2 separate regions of the Homo sapiens genome follow, and region 1 is linked to region 2. The links are chromatin contacts, found by Hi-C in ENCODE. All regions are on one chromosome and are shown on one strand. The core of a region is the stretch at or near the end of the contact, and the rest is flanking DNA. Distances in the headings are between cores, read along the strand shown.

What was found. A loop is a pair of places that touch in the nucleus more often than their neighbours do. Pooled maps may share reads with other maps.
Region 1: a loop to region 2 is called in a map of posterior vena cava, with 2.9 times the contacts of the local background. The contact joins two enhancer-like sites. A Hi-C loop is called at or near these places in 8 of 168 maps with a recorded cell type or tissue (Caco-2, HepG2, aorta and 4 more) and 2 of 50 pooled maps.

The regions. Positions count from the first base shown.
Region 1 is chr2:163,716,015-163,723,520 of GRCh38, forward strand. All of the region lies in intron 2 of FIGN (fidgetin, microtubule severing factor), which reads right to left. It overlaps LOC107985957 (a long non-coding RNA gene), which reads right to left. Exons shown (of 2, transcript XR_001739759.2): 1 at 1-7,506. Among named protein-coding and RNA genes, the nearest start is that of FIGN, 16 kb to the right of the region's middle. RefSeq lists an enhancer at 1,483-2,934. Within about 2 kb of position 3,442, at least 2 of the 41 ENCODE cell types and tissues checked have a DNase peak (open chromatin) inside an H3K27ac peak, as active enhancers do; they include heart right ventricle, where a contact is called at or near this core.
Region 2 is chr2:163,664,503-163,671,426 of GRCh38, forward strand. All of the region lies in intron 2 of FIGN (fidgetin, microtubule severing factor), which reads right to left. It overlaps LOC107985957 (a long non-coding RNA gene), which reads right to left. Exons shown (of 2, transcript XR_001739759.2): 2 at 3,446-6,924. Among named protein-coding and RNA genes, the nearest start is that of FIGN, 68 kb to the right of the region's middle. RefSeq lists a silencer at 3,177-3,471 and an enhancer at 3,177-3,471. Within about 2 kb of position 3,054, at least 6 of the 41 ENCODE cell types and tissues checked have a DNase peak (open chromatin) inside an H3K27ac peak, as active enhancers do; they include heart right ventricle, where a contact is called at or near this core.

The sequences.
Region 1 (7,506 bases), core at 2,192-4,691, 52 kb after region 2:
ATGAATGATTCCTAGTAAACTATTTATGCCAACTGTGGGGCTTTTTTATGATTTATTGGATGGTGAACGAAACCACTTAAACTATAGTTGTCTGTATGAATCAGTAATTTTCATGTTTCTAATTAAAATGTAAACAGCGTAATGAAGACATCAAGTTTTTAGGCAAATGTCTCTTCCAGTGCCACTTGGGGTATGGTAATTACTGGAGCAGATCTATGGATGCTTCTGAATCTTCCACAAGTCCAGATTAAAAGCATTACTGCTAAACCTGGCTTTTTACACAAGGGAATTGTGTACTTTAACCCATTCCCAGTTTGCTTACATATGCACATTGGCACTACCTTTAAAAACTGGTCGTTAAAAAAAATCAAAATGGAAAATAACAAAGGATGTAATTTATATTTAAAATGTTGATTATAAAACATTTACTAGCAATCAAAACACTGGAAATAGATCCACTCCAGTTGGATTCCCTACCATTAGCTTTTAGGAAAAAAAGAAAAGAAAAACAGCAACCAAATTATGTCTACCTTAAATTTATAGAGCCAGCATCTGGGTTGAAGGGTGAGTGGATAAACTGGTTCCAGATTCAAAGATAATGTTCATTTCTAAGATTTCTTTTGTTTGAATAACAGTTTAAAGTAAAATAAGTGTATAATTTAAACATAGTAAAATATATAAAAAGTAATCATATATAATCCATGGAATAAAATCTTGTCATTTTCCCCTATCATATTCAAAAATTAAAAGTGCCTTTGATATAAAACTATAATCTGTTTTCATTTTTATTTCAGCATTTATTTCTCTCTGGAATTCGTCAAAATTTATCCTAAAGCAAGTGACCTCTTACACATGCTGAAGAAATACAGCACCTCTTCTGCTTACAACTGTTAATTGAACTTCCCTCTGAAGCCTGTTTTTCCAAGTTATCCAGTACATTGCTTTACATATTTACTACCCAGCACTTGAATATATTTTTTATTACAATTTTGCACCACTTGCCTTCTCCAAACACCCCTTAGAACTATGTAATAATGTAGCTACCCTTGGAGTGAGTAGTTAACAGCTGAAGTCTGCAGTGATATGAAAAGTCTAAAATGCATGATAAAAAGAGGATTCTCCTACCCTTATTTCTACCTCCGCCCCTGGACTCAAAGTCCAAAGACTGACTGATATGGCCAATTTTCATATTATTTTTACAAGAATGCTAGGCATGTTGCTAAGGTTAACTACGGAATTGAGAATGGTTAAGAAATGTGAATGTGTGTGGGGGTGAGTGGGGCAGAGAAAGAGAGCAATTTTTGCACTGTTATGTTTTATTACCAAAGTAATGCAAACAAATAAATGTATATCCACCATCCTAGGGTCAGGGGAAGCATTTAACCTAAAAGCGTTTTCTACTACTCTTCCACTTGAAAACATATAAGCTTTTTCTTTTTCTGATGTGGGCATAGAGTCATAGTATTTTGGGGTGATGGAGGGGTGGGACATTTGAGAGAGGTGTATTTTGGTAATTTTTTTAAAAAAATTTAACACCTCTGAGGGCTTTCAGAGGGAAAAAAAGCTGATTAAACAAGACCAAGTGTTTTTTGTCGGCTTAAGGGTGATATCATAGTTGTGTTCAATATCAGAAGTGTTGCAAGTACAGGCATCATTTCTATTCGCTTTGTGCCAGAAAGGTAAACACTGGATTGCATTGTGGATTAAAACAATAAGAAATCCCTTTCCTCTCAGGCTTTCAAGGCCGTGTTAATCGGGTGTAATTTTTAATGAACACTGGCTGCTTGGTACTTATTCAAGACATTTCATTAGAAGGTTATTCATTTAAAAATCAACGTTTCAACCATATCAAGCTGTAACCTTTCTTGAAATGTAAATGAATGGTTTAAATGAGAAGATTAATAAAAAAGGGATGTTCCAATTCCAAGCATGGCATGCTATGTATTTTTAAATTTGTCTATGCCAGATGCTGTCAGTCAGAACAAAAAACTGTCCAAGCAGACAATCTGTGCATCTGAATGTTGATCATGTTGGAAAGTACAGGGGGGAGGGGGGAGAGTGTGTCAAGGATTCATGGTCCTTCATCTTTGCAGTAGAGCAAACACGTCTCTCAGTATAGCGACAGACAGCTGCTTCCACTTTCTAATGTGCCCTAACTTAGATCACTGAAAGAATTGTCAGCACTCAGAGAAACACACAAAGATAACACAGCCAGCTGCCATGGAGGGGAAAAACAGCACAGCTCAGAAGAAATGGGATTTGTTCCATTTGCATGATGCTGCCTCCCCTGGGCCCCTTTCTTTCAAATCCAAAGCACAAAAGACAACACTTAACATATTTGCTTAAAGATGACAACCTCATGTTGATTTCATTTGGATGTAACAGTGTCAGGATTACAGATATAAGAATATATTATATCTGTAACAGAGACTGACAAATGTACCCATCAGTGGAACTGTCTGATTCATCTGCTTATACAGCCATTTTACCATCCCAAGGGTGCCATCTAAGTAGTAACTTTAGAAGACTGAAGGTCTAATTTTATTACACCACATTTCAACCTACTAAACAATATTATTTCTAAAATAGATCATTTTTATTGGAAGTCTCCCTGATGAAAAATCCAGTAGACACCAGAGAATTTATGAACTGTATGGGTCCTTTGAACTCAATATACTGCCCATTTTAAACAACTTTTCTTGCTGTATGGCAAAATCCCCATATCAAATAAGTGAAAGTTAGAAAGCAAGAGAGAGATTGTATGTTTCGAGTGCCTAAGTATATTGATATAATAAACAGATTATATATATATAAGACAGAGAGAGTGAGAGAGAGAGAGAGAGAGAGACATATTACAGATTATATGGATAACTATAAAATCAGGCCTTACCTGGTCCATTTGAATAAATTCTTTGTAACAGCTTACTTCTGTCTATTTCATTATAGGTCTACCCTCAATACAACATCCATACTTCAACAGCAGCTATATGAATAATCATTGCCTGTCAATATCTTTTGTACATATACTCAATCTAATTTCCTGTTAAGGTGTTTTTTAGGCAGAAGATACGACAAGAGAATAATCTAAAGATGCATTGGCTAGCCACTAGTCATTGTAATATGTACAATGAAGAAAACCACGATTCCGATCTGAAGCCTACATACTTTTACAAATCTTTATTCTGTCTGACTTTATGGATTTTAAGTTTATTTCTTAAGTGAATAAAAAGATTTAGGATGATGTGATTGAATTGATTTATTTACATCTACATTACTTTGATTTACGTGACTGGAATTATGGCGGTAAGAAGGGAGACACAAGGAGAAGGCAGAGAGGAAGCAATCACTTTCTTCACATAAGCAATACATACACAGACATAGGCACACAGACACAAACACACAAGTAAATGTCTGGGCACACTCAGCCCCACAGCCCAACCAACTGACTTCCCATAACAAAATGTTGGCTCCCTGTGTGCCTGCGTTGTCCAAAGGAACGCTCTAGTGCTTGTTGCTATTTACTGGCAACAGTATAATGCACTCATTTGGTCTTGTTTTCTAAAATAGAGTTAACTGCTATATGTAAAATTTCTGCACAGCAGATGGTTACCAATCATTATTTTCCATTTGTTTAGTTTCTAGTAAGAAGAAGAAAACCTGTGGGGTAGTGATGCAAAGAAAAACTAGCAGCCTGCATGATAACCCAACCAGTGCCAGAATATGCATTTTTTAAAGAAAAACGAAGAATCACTTTGATCACGTAGCATATCAAGACTAAAATTTTGAGGGATGGGGGAAGTTATTCATCCCAGTCTCATCCATAAAGCAAAATGCCATTTGAACAATTTATTTTTTAGTATAAAATCCTCTAAAATTTAGCCTCTATATGTTTTTAAGTGATCAAAGTTTCTAGAAGCAACTTATTATCACCATTAATGTTTGTCATCACCCAAGCTGAAATCATTTTTTTTAAACCTCTAAGTAGCCCAGTTGTCCAACAGAAAATGGGAAATAGGAGCCATTTGTGGACAAATGCACATGCACAGAAAATTAAGCTGTAAATATCTGGACCGGGTTATTACTGGAATCTGGAAACATCTGGGGCTACAGAATAAGCCAAGCCCCGTTTCCACAATGTCCAGGTAATTGCTTAAATGATTTATACCTTACTGTTTCTATTAAAAATGTCTTTAAAGAGAAACATTTGTAGGCTTGGTTCTGCAATAAAAATTGGTATCTGATTTCACTTGTACAAAATCTTGTGAAAGATGCTACATTTCTTCAAGGACATATGCATGACTAAACTAAACCCTGGACAAAGACAAGGCTAAAAGAAGGCATGGCCGACCACTGAATGAAAACAATTGTATCATGATAGCAAATTTTAAATGGTTTATTTGTGATTAGTTTCTATTCTAATCAAAAGAGTCCATTAGAAAACATTCTTTTCATGCATTTGGGACAAATATATTCAAGCCATTTTAGGGTAAACTTGTACCTCATCCATTTTCAATTTTAGTTTTAATTAATTTCTCATAAATCTTATTTACTGACACTTCAACTGAATATCAAACCAAACTTAACCCCTAAGGGACAAATAAGTGCCACCTCCAAGACAGACTTGCACCACTTAGTTAAGAATCTGGAAAGGTATTTAAATAGGTTCACTTAGATGGTGTCTGTATGGAGCTACTAACTGGTCCATTCAGAATGAAAGAGCTTTCAACACTGTCATTTGTTGCAAAGACAGGTTGCTCTACTAAATAAACACACACACACACACGTGTGCACGCATGCATGTACCTATGTAGTTGTATTGGCCTGAAATAATTTTATCTTTTAATTCAGATCATAGGCCAAAAGGACAAATATAGTTTCATATTTTTCAAGAATTGCTGTGTCTAGATCTAGCCAAAAATTCTATTACTGACAGCTGTCAACTATGCATATAGGGTCAAAATAAATAAATAAGTAAATAAAAAGAAAGGGAAGGAAGGAGGAAGCAGTAAAAGAAGGCAGACAACAAAATAAACCATTAACCACTGACTTTTAACCATGGTTCATACTTTGTGGCCACCAACTTACATGATTACCCTTTTGAGAAGGATCACCCAATTTTCTTCTACCAGAAGGGTAAAGGAAAATGGGTGCATTTTACATGTAAATAATTCTCATGAATATTTTTATTAATTTAAAACCCCACAGCTTCCTGATTATAAACCAAGTAGAATTTTAAGCCTCTTTTAAATATTCCCTGGATTTAAGTTGGTTGTTGGCAAGCTACCACTATAAGGTTTTACAATTTGTGGCCTTTACTCTCAATCTGATGGCTTTTAATCTATATTTTAACAATTTTAACTCACTTGAAGCACATTGAATGGTTTCTAGAAAACCAGAAGTGTCTATTTAACAAAGGAACTAAACACACGGGTCTTCACTGTTGAAGTCACACTGCAAAAATGCTTTTGCTACTTTTAACATATTGTTTCACAATCTTTATTATTCTACCTTCAATGTACTGTCCTTTACTATTAGAGCTCTTTGCTGAAGATGCAGTGTTTTTATACAATTAACTAAGCAACATTTGTCCATTATAGCTCACTAAATGGCACATCTTTGTAATGATTCAGGTTCAACAATCAGCACTACAGATACTTTCTTCTGCGTAGAGTGTATGACATCAACCTAGATTTCAATATGAAGTGGTAAGATAGCATCTAGAACTTTTCAGCTCTCAAGAGCCCAAATTGGAAGAAAACGAGTGAGCTTTCAGTAAAGGTTATAGGTTTTCTTAGTAAAATTGTGTTTTTAAAAGAATGACAATAGAGTCTTTGTTTTTTTCTGGGTTATTTAACGAAATAATGTGAGCAAATGCTTTTCTCTGGTACATCTTTAGGTTTAAAAACACAAATATGAAATATAAATCTTGTCAAATACTGTTGCCTAACTCATTATAATTTAACATTTGATCAAATTGAATTTGCCTTAGAAATACTGTAATGCTATTTATTGTAACATTCACGGCAGATTTGAGAAAGTAGCTGACCCTTCCACGAGCACACAAACCCAACTGGTAAAGCTATTGAACACCTAAAAGAGCTATTGGGTGAAATCCCAGCTAAATTGTTTACTGCCCAGTATTCAGTACAAAATAAATTAATAGACACTATTTAGTTAGATAAAGGTCCCAATTAAAATATTAACCAAAGACATTCACGAATTAAGTTATCGTATCAACTGTAGATCAACTAGTTTGCATCTCACATTTTACCACCCCAGTATCATCATGTTTCCAAGGAAATCTGTCTTGAATACTGATAGTGCACATATTTGCAAACTGCCTATTTATCAGAGAAAGGACAAAATAGAAAGAAATGCCTTAGGAGGTACTTATTTCCCACGTTCAACCAAAGGCAGAATGACCAACTGTCAATCAACTCTATATTGGTAAGAAGTCAATCTGGAAGTCTCAGAGTCTAATATTTTATGATTTCTGTACCCTCAAATTTTTCTGTCTGCAAACACATGAGAAAAAAATATTTCATGGAGAATAGTGATTTAAAGCTATTTGTTACACCTATAATCAAAGTAGTCTATAGATTTATGTTTTATAAGATTTTAAAGATAGCATAATGTTTTTTATAAAAGAGTTTAAAGGCTCTCCTATCTAGAGATACAAAAATAGAATTAATGACTGTAAGCTCCTTTTTAAGTATATAATTATAAAACTATTTTTCAGGGTTATAAAGTCTTTCTTTGGTAATAACATTATATAAAGAATATAGAAATTTCAATTTTTTAATGAAATATACAATTTTCATAGATCCATTCTTTAAATATTTAAAAATCATCTTTTAATTTTTTAAAATAAGATTAATAAAATATTAACTGGCCGGGCATGGTGGCTCACGCCTGTAATCCCAGCACATTGAGAGGCAGAGGCGGGCGGATCATGAGGTCAGGAGATCGAGACCATCCCGGCTAACACGGTGAAACCCTGTCTCTCCTAAAAAATACAAAAAAATTAGCCGAGCGTGGTGGTGGCAGACGCCTGTAGTCCCAGCTGCTGGGGAGGCTGAGGCAGGAGAATGGCGTGAACCCGGGAGGTGGAGCTTGCAGTGAGCCGAGATCGCGCCACTACACTCCAGCCTGGGTGACAGAGCAAGACTCCGTCTCAAAAATAATAATAATAATAAAATAATAAAATAAAATAAAATATTAACCAAGTGATAGTTTCCTATGCTTTTATCAATTCAATTCACCAAACATTTATTGAATTCCTATTATAGGTCTTATGCTATACACACATGTTGAGGAGATAAAAAATAAAAATGAATTAGATGTGTGTGCTCTCAAGCAATTTACAGCTTCATAATAGAGAAACACAAATGCCTAGCAATCTATAGTAGGAGAAAGATGATGGTAAGTGATCTAAAGGAGACATTTCAAATGTTCTAAGGGACAATTAAGTAGACGTCGAAATCAATCCTAATTAGGGTGCCTCAA
Region 2 (6,924 bases), core at 1,804-4,303:
TCTATTTATTAATCATAGGTATTTTTCCAGAACAGTCTTAATTCTACTGATTTTATTTATAAGGGCAGCCAGTAGTAAAGCATCATTTCTTTTCCTGTTCTCCTATATTTAAACCAGCTCTAAATCTACTCGTAGGCCAGAGATTCAACTCAGGTTCATGAAACAGCGCTGCCCTAGCAAAAATCTACTAAACCTATCTTTAATCTTCAGGAAAGTTTAACTGTTACTCCAGATTTAAAAATTAAGCTATGTGAGTCAACACTCTAGCCACAAAAATGCAACAAGCAACAGATTTCCTTCAAATGAATTTGCTATTTCGTAGTTAGTTCAACAAACCAATAACGTGGGTTCTAACATTGCGTCACACCAGTACTATGGTCTGTTGATATTTACATGAAGATACCCTGGAAGTAAATTGTAAACAACTCCCCAATCTAAGCTGACTGTCTCCTGTGTGGAAACTGTTTCCCCAATGGGCTGGTGAAATGAACTATAGTTTTGTATAGTAATTCAGAAGATAATTGATTATTTGCCAAGAGTCTGTTTGTGAGTTGCCACTTATTATTATTTTTTTATCCACTCCAGGGACACATTTTCAATTTCACAGTCTTTTGCACATTGTGGACAGTGCTGTTTAATTTCTTAAAGGAAAGTGCACATTCTCTTTCTATTGTCGTTAGACTAGTGGCTCTCAAAGAGCAGGCAGGGACTATATATCCAGGGAGTAAATGCCTAGGCTCACATTTGCATGCTCACTCCATCCATAGCCTTGCGGCTTAAGAGGGAATTAAGGAAGAGCCATTCTTCATGTAAGAAAGGACACCTTTGTGTCTCACAATCTTAGATGTTCTGAGGGATAGTAAACATTCTTGAAGATATTACTCTTTAATTGTTTATGGATTATTCCTATTTTACTGTTAAAACATGAGTTTTTAGCAGAGTTAGGGAAAATTTTGTCAGGAAACAGTTGTTTTCCTCCTACAGACTAACATTCCTGCAGGCAATGCAGCAAATTAACCAATATAAATGTTTCCTTCAAAACACAGAAATCTTTTATCTATTTAGGGACAGATCACACAATATAACATGCTGAACTATTTCTATTAAGCCCAAAGATGACAAAAAAATTGAAAAGAATAAATCCATTATAAAGAATTCATATCTGCTGCTTTGTGAGCAATCTATAATACACCGTATTGTGCAAACTATAGGAGATGATGACCTAACAATACAGAATGTAGAGAGGGCTTTTGACAACAGAAAATCATAAGAGAGTATCATTTAATGGAGAGTGAAAAAAAATGATCCTGGATTCTTTTTCCCCCTTTATTTGTTGTATCACTTTGTAAAACCTCTCTATGCCTTGCTCTCTTCATCAGAAAAATGAGACCTATGGTTTTATTTTTACAAAGTGCTTTAGGATTTAGGAGAACCCAGAATGTATTATATGATGAAAGCCACCATGGTGCATGTCACATGACTATGGCAGAAAAGGAACCAAAAGCAAAACATGAATCAGCAATGAACACTCATTTTGTTTGTTTAAAACCCCAGGATGTGCAAATATATGTCAGAGCTGAAGTTGACCCTCTTCCTTTACAATCACATATTACTCTATCAGATTCTGGTTTTGAAACCTGAGTTTGGTAGAAAGAATATGGATGCAGGAAGGAGTAAAGGACAGGAGTAAGAGGGTTTCTCTCAAGCAAACCCCAAGTCACTAGGGGTGTCACCAACAGCTTCACTAACAATCCCCTAAAGGACCAGAGACAGAGGGCATTATTAGCCTTGCTTCTTCGCCTTCCTCAAGCATTCCTTTATTCCCCCAAAGGATTATACATTGACAGGGCAAATCAACAAAGCAGAAGCTGTCTCCTCCAACTGTCCAAAGTTATATGGGTTTTTAGAACCATAGGAGAGTCAGAATTGGGAATAATACGGACCATTACATTGAGGGGTAGGTCAAGATGATATATTAGAAGCTAGGAGTTCTAGGCTCCAATGCTTATTCCAATATTAATTTACTGCATTACTTTCAACAAACCAAACTCTCTGGACCTCTATTTTCTCAACTGACACTGAGGGCAAGGAAGGTAGAGAATTAGTTTAAATGATCTCCTTTTAAGACCTAGAATTCTGTTATTCTTTGAGTACATGGTTAATGACCCAGTGGAACCCAAGAACCATGTCTTGTGGATAAAAATATCAAGGTAATTTTCTAATCCAACTCTGGTATCAGGATGACAGAAATGAGGACACAAAGCCTCAAAGAAGTACCATAATCACACAGCTAGTGGCAAAATCAGAATTTGACTTTGGGGTTTGAACATAAATTTGGATATACCCCAGAAGATTTCCTGTAAATTTTCTGACTTGAGAAGTCTAAAACCAAATTCACTAAAAAAAAAAAAATTGAGACTCATGCACAATGGCTATATATTTATGTGTGTGTATGTGTATATATATATATGTATAAAAATGTACAAAATATAATCAATGTATACCGTATTTATCAAATGAATGCTATTCCCATCTGAGCCTGTTTTCCTTTCTGTATTCTCTATTTTTGGTTAGTGTCACCCCAGAGGCATAGTTTCCAGAAATAGAAGGCCTGTTATCAGTCCCTCTCATTCATCCCACTCTGAACCACTCTGCATTCACACAGACTCACCAATACAACTGATTTCATCTCTGACTTCTTTCGCCATTCTACATTCTTTCTTTATCCCCAACATGTTTGTATCATTTAGGTCTTCATCTATTGCTTCACCTGTTCTCTCCTAACTGGCCTAACTGGTTTCCTTTCTTCTGAATCCCTTTTCCATACTATCCCCACAAAAAAAAAAAAAAAACTTTTCTAAAATAAAAATGTAAACATATCTTTGACCTGCTTGAAATCTGTCAACATTCATTAGTTTACCCACAGGAGGAAGTCTAAGCTTCCTAGTGGGAAAAATTAAACCCCTTCTGTCCAAGGCCTGCATTTCCAGCTCCATTCCCTCCATTCCCACTTAACATCCCATGTTTCTGTAAGAACAAATGTTTGCAGTTATTCCTCAAGTACTGCATACCACTGTGCCTTGGCATATGCTAGTATCTCAGTCTGGAAGTCCCTAATCCTTTCCCATTGTTTACTTGAAAAATCTTATTCGTCTTTTAAAACCCAAATAATTCATTCCTCTACTGGGCTTCATCCAACTCTACATTCCCCTTGGGATTAATCATATCCTGTTCTAGGCAGCTTCTGTACTTTGGACAGGGTTCCACTGCTGCGTTCTTCACACTGTGCTGTAACTGTTTATTTGTATGCCTTCCTCCCTCACAAGACTCTGAAACCTTGAGGGCAGGAACTGCATCTTCATCATCTCTGCATCCCTAGCGCAGAGCCTGGAATATAGATATGTGTGTACGTCTTTGAATAAGTAAATAAACAAGCAAACATTCATTCACTCAACACCTGTTTTATTCAATGTCTCACAGAGTTCAAGGAAAGAGAACACCCCTACCTCCAACCCCCCCCCCCAAAAAACCCTCCACAAGTAACAAACAAGAAAAATATCTGATAGGGATATGAGCTACCTGGATACTTAAATTGGTATAATAGAATGGAGAATGACTGGGTGTCTATAGTGGTTCACATTAGCAGAAAAGTCATCTTCCAACCCATGAATGACAAAGACTGTCTCACATTGGGACCCAAACAAATAGTATTTAAAGACACCATGGGGCTAAAGGAAAGCACCTAGGGAGAGCATGTAGATTAAAAAAGAAGGGTCAAGCCCTGGGAGCCCCTATAACATAAAGTTCAAACTGAAGAAGAACCAGTAAAGGATACCAAGAAGAAAACCAGGAGACTGTGATCACCCAAACTAAGAGAAGAAACTATTTGAAGAAGGAGACAGTGGTCAACTTTGTTGGACCCTGGTAGAAGCTCAAATAAGATAAAATATTCAATTTGCCACATGCAGGACAGTGAGTGGTGAGCTGGATAAAGGCTTTAGGAGTTGAGATAGGAATGAAAGCCTGATTTGAATTGAATTCCATCTCTTCATAAGAAATCATGAAAGTATATTACATGGTAATAAAACACATTTTCCCCCTCTCTGTCCAGTTAAAGCAAAGTTTTAAATAGGTAAAACTTATAAGAGATGTAGTAGGCCAGGCGCAGTGGCTCACGCCTGTAATCCCAGCACTTTGGGAGGCTGAGGCGGGCAGATCACGAGGTCAGGAGATTGAGACCATCCTGGCTAACACGGTGAAACCCCGTCTCTACTAAAAAATACAAAAAATTAGCCGGGCGTGGTGGCGGGCGCCTGTAGTCCCAGCTACTCGGGAGGCTGAGGTGGGAGAATGGCGTGAACCCGGGAGGCGGAGCTTGCAGTGAGCAGAGATCGTGCCACTGCACTCCAGCCTGGGTGACAGAGTGAGACTCCATCTCAAAAGAAAAAAAAGAAAAAAGACATTTAGTATAGATTTCAGGAAGAATTTCTTAGCATAATTAAGAAAAAAAGGAATATATATATATATATATATACACTATAAATTCTTATTATATAAAGGAAAGATATTCATCCTGCTGTAAGTATTAATTTGATAACTCCTTTTACTCATTTATATTTTCTCAACTGAAAAAAAGTTGGCCCCCCAAAATATGGAGTGCATTTCTTAAAAATCTACATAACTAATAACAACTAAACAAACACTACTTCAGCGTTTTGTTTTGTTTAAGAAAGGGTCTCACTCAGTCGCCCAGGCTGGTGTGCAGTGGCCCAATTACAACTCACTGCAGCCTTCAACCTCTCAGGCTCAAGTGATCCTCCTGGCTCATCCTCCTGAGTAGCTGGGACTACAGGCGCATGCCACCATGCCCAGCTAATATTTGCATTTTGTATTTGTTGAGACAGGGTCTTCCTATGTTGCCCAGGCTTACTTCAGCTTCCAGAAACCAATAAATAAGAATGCATTTCTATCCTTTACATCTTACATATAAATAAGAAATACGTATTTGACTTCATACATATTGTCTGAATAAACCTCTAATTTTTATATTTGTGGATTAGAAAGGAAACCATTTAAAAATCTGTAGATTAAAGATAAGATGAAATGGCACAGTCTATAATCAAACTTTCAGTCACAGCAAAGCTGAATAAAACAATTTCTTTTTACAAATTCTACGTCTTCAGTTGCTCTTGTGGCTTTCTTCCAAAGAGATGACAAAGAGTTCACAAGTCATAATCTGCCAAACAAACTCCCAAAGAAATGAAACTTAATATACGTCAAGATGTTAGCCTCTATTTCCCTAGTGACAATAAAATTCTTTATTCTCTTCTAATTGCTGAGGACTTCTATGATTAAAAATGATTATCCTTAGAACATGGGTAAGTAGGATTTAATAGAAAAGTTAACTTAAATTCTCGATCGTAACCTACTAATGGTTACAGAAGCATTGATGCCCACTCTTCCAAGGACCAAAAGATATTTAAACATTTTTACATCAATGAAGTATCTAAATAAAAAACAAGAATTAATATTACAAGATTTATGTTTTTTATTATATAGAAAAAGATGTGCAAGAAGGTAATTCTGATGGACAGCAAGCTCAGCTTTAGCAAAACTAGAGTGATCTGCTTGGGTACATCACAATAACTATAATGATATTAGAATAAATGTGATCCTTTTTAAATTTTAGCTGCCACAAAGCATTATGTCAAATACTAAAGTGATGCTGTGTTAATACTACAGCACACAATGTGGCTGGCAACTTTGAGTTAGAATAATAGAGTGAGAGAGGTTTTTTAAATGAGTGTTGGTCACTTAGAAGTAAAAAAACAAACCCCCCACAACAAAGAAACAAGTACCTTAACAGTGCAAAATAGCTACCCACTGGAGTTAGTGGTAAGTATATAGTGCAATGAAGTCATCAACTAAACAGCATGTAGTGCTATATGAACATAGATTTCTGAGTCCAGATCTGTCTATGTTTATTTAAACAGCCTCACATTCAAATTCTAATTATTCTACATGTCATCTTTTCCAGTGTTTAGCTTATCGATAGCTTACTTATAAAAGTCTGCTTTTTAAAAAATTTTAGTTGACAAATAAAAATTATGTATATTTATGCAGTATGACATCATGTCTTGGTCGATGTATATATTGTAGAAAGATTTAATCAGGCTAGTTAACATACTTGTCACCTCACCAACTTATTAAAAGTCTAGCTTTTAAATTCATCCACAATGTATATTTATTTTGTAATGAATGAAGTATTCTCAGCAATTTAATATCTTCCTCAAAATACATTAAACACCTGATCTAAAGCAGTTCTTTTGATATATATGCACAATACATAAAACAAATTTGGCAAAGAGAAAAAAAGACATTAGCCTTTACGACAAGACTGTTGTCTGTATTTCTGTTTATTTTTGGAGAGTCCTTTTTAAAGAATACTGTTGGTTTGTTTTAGGAGCATAATTAGCTCATCAATAATATTTAACCAACCATAGCATCAAGATCAGTCTGGAACTGGAACTACTATATAACACGGTGATTCCCATTATCTATCCAGCTGGCGTGACTTGGCAAACAGTATTTTACAAGATATTGCACCAGCTTGTGATCGCCCAGAGATGCAATGTGCCCACTTTCTATGAGTGCTGAAGGTGTGGCATGTAACCTCTGTTAGCTGCCATCATCCATTTGCTACACTCTCTCAATTGGCAAATATTCCATGTGTAGCACAGTTGAGGAGGTTTTATAAATACAAGGCAGCAAAAACAAAAAGCATAGATAAAAAGGAATCAACCTCTGTGGCATACTAACCATTTAGGGAAGTTGAAGAGATCATGCAGAAGAATCTAAACATGCAGAAAAGGGACTCACGATCATGGAAATACATCTTAAGCATTTGGGGTGGGAGGTATGTAT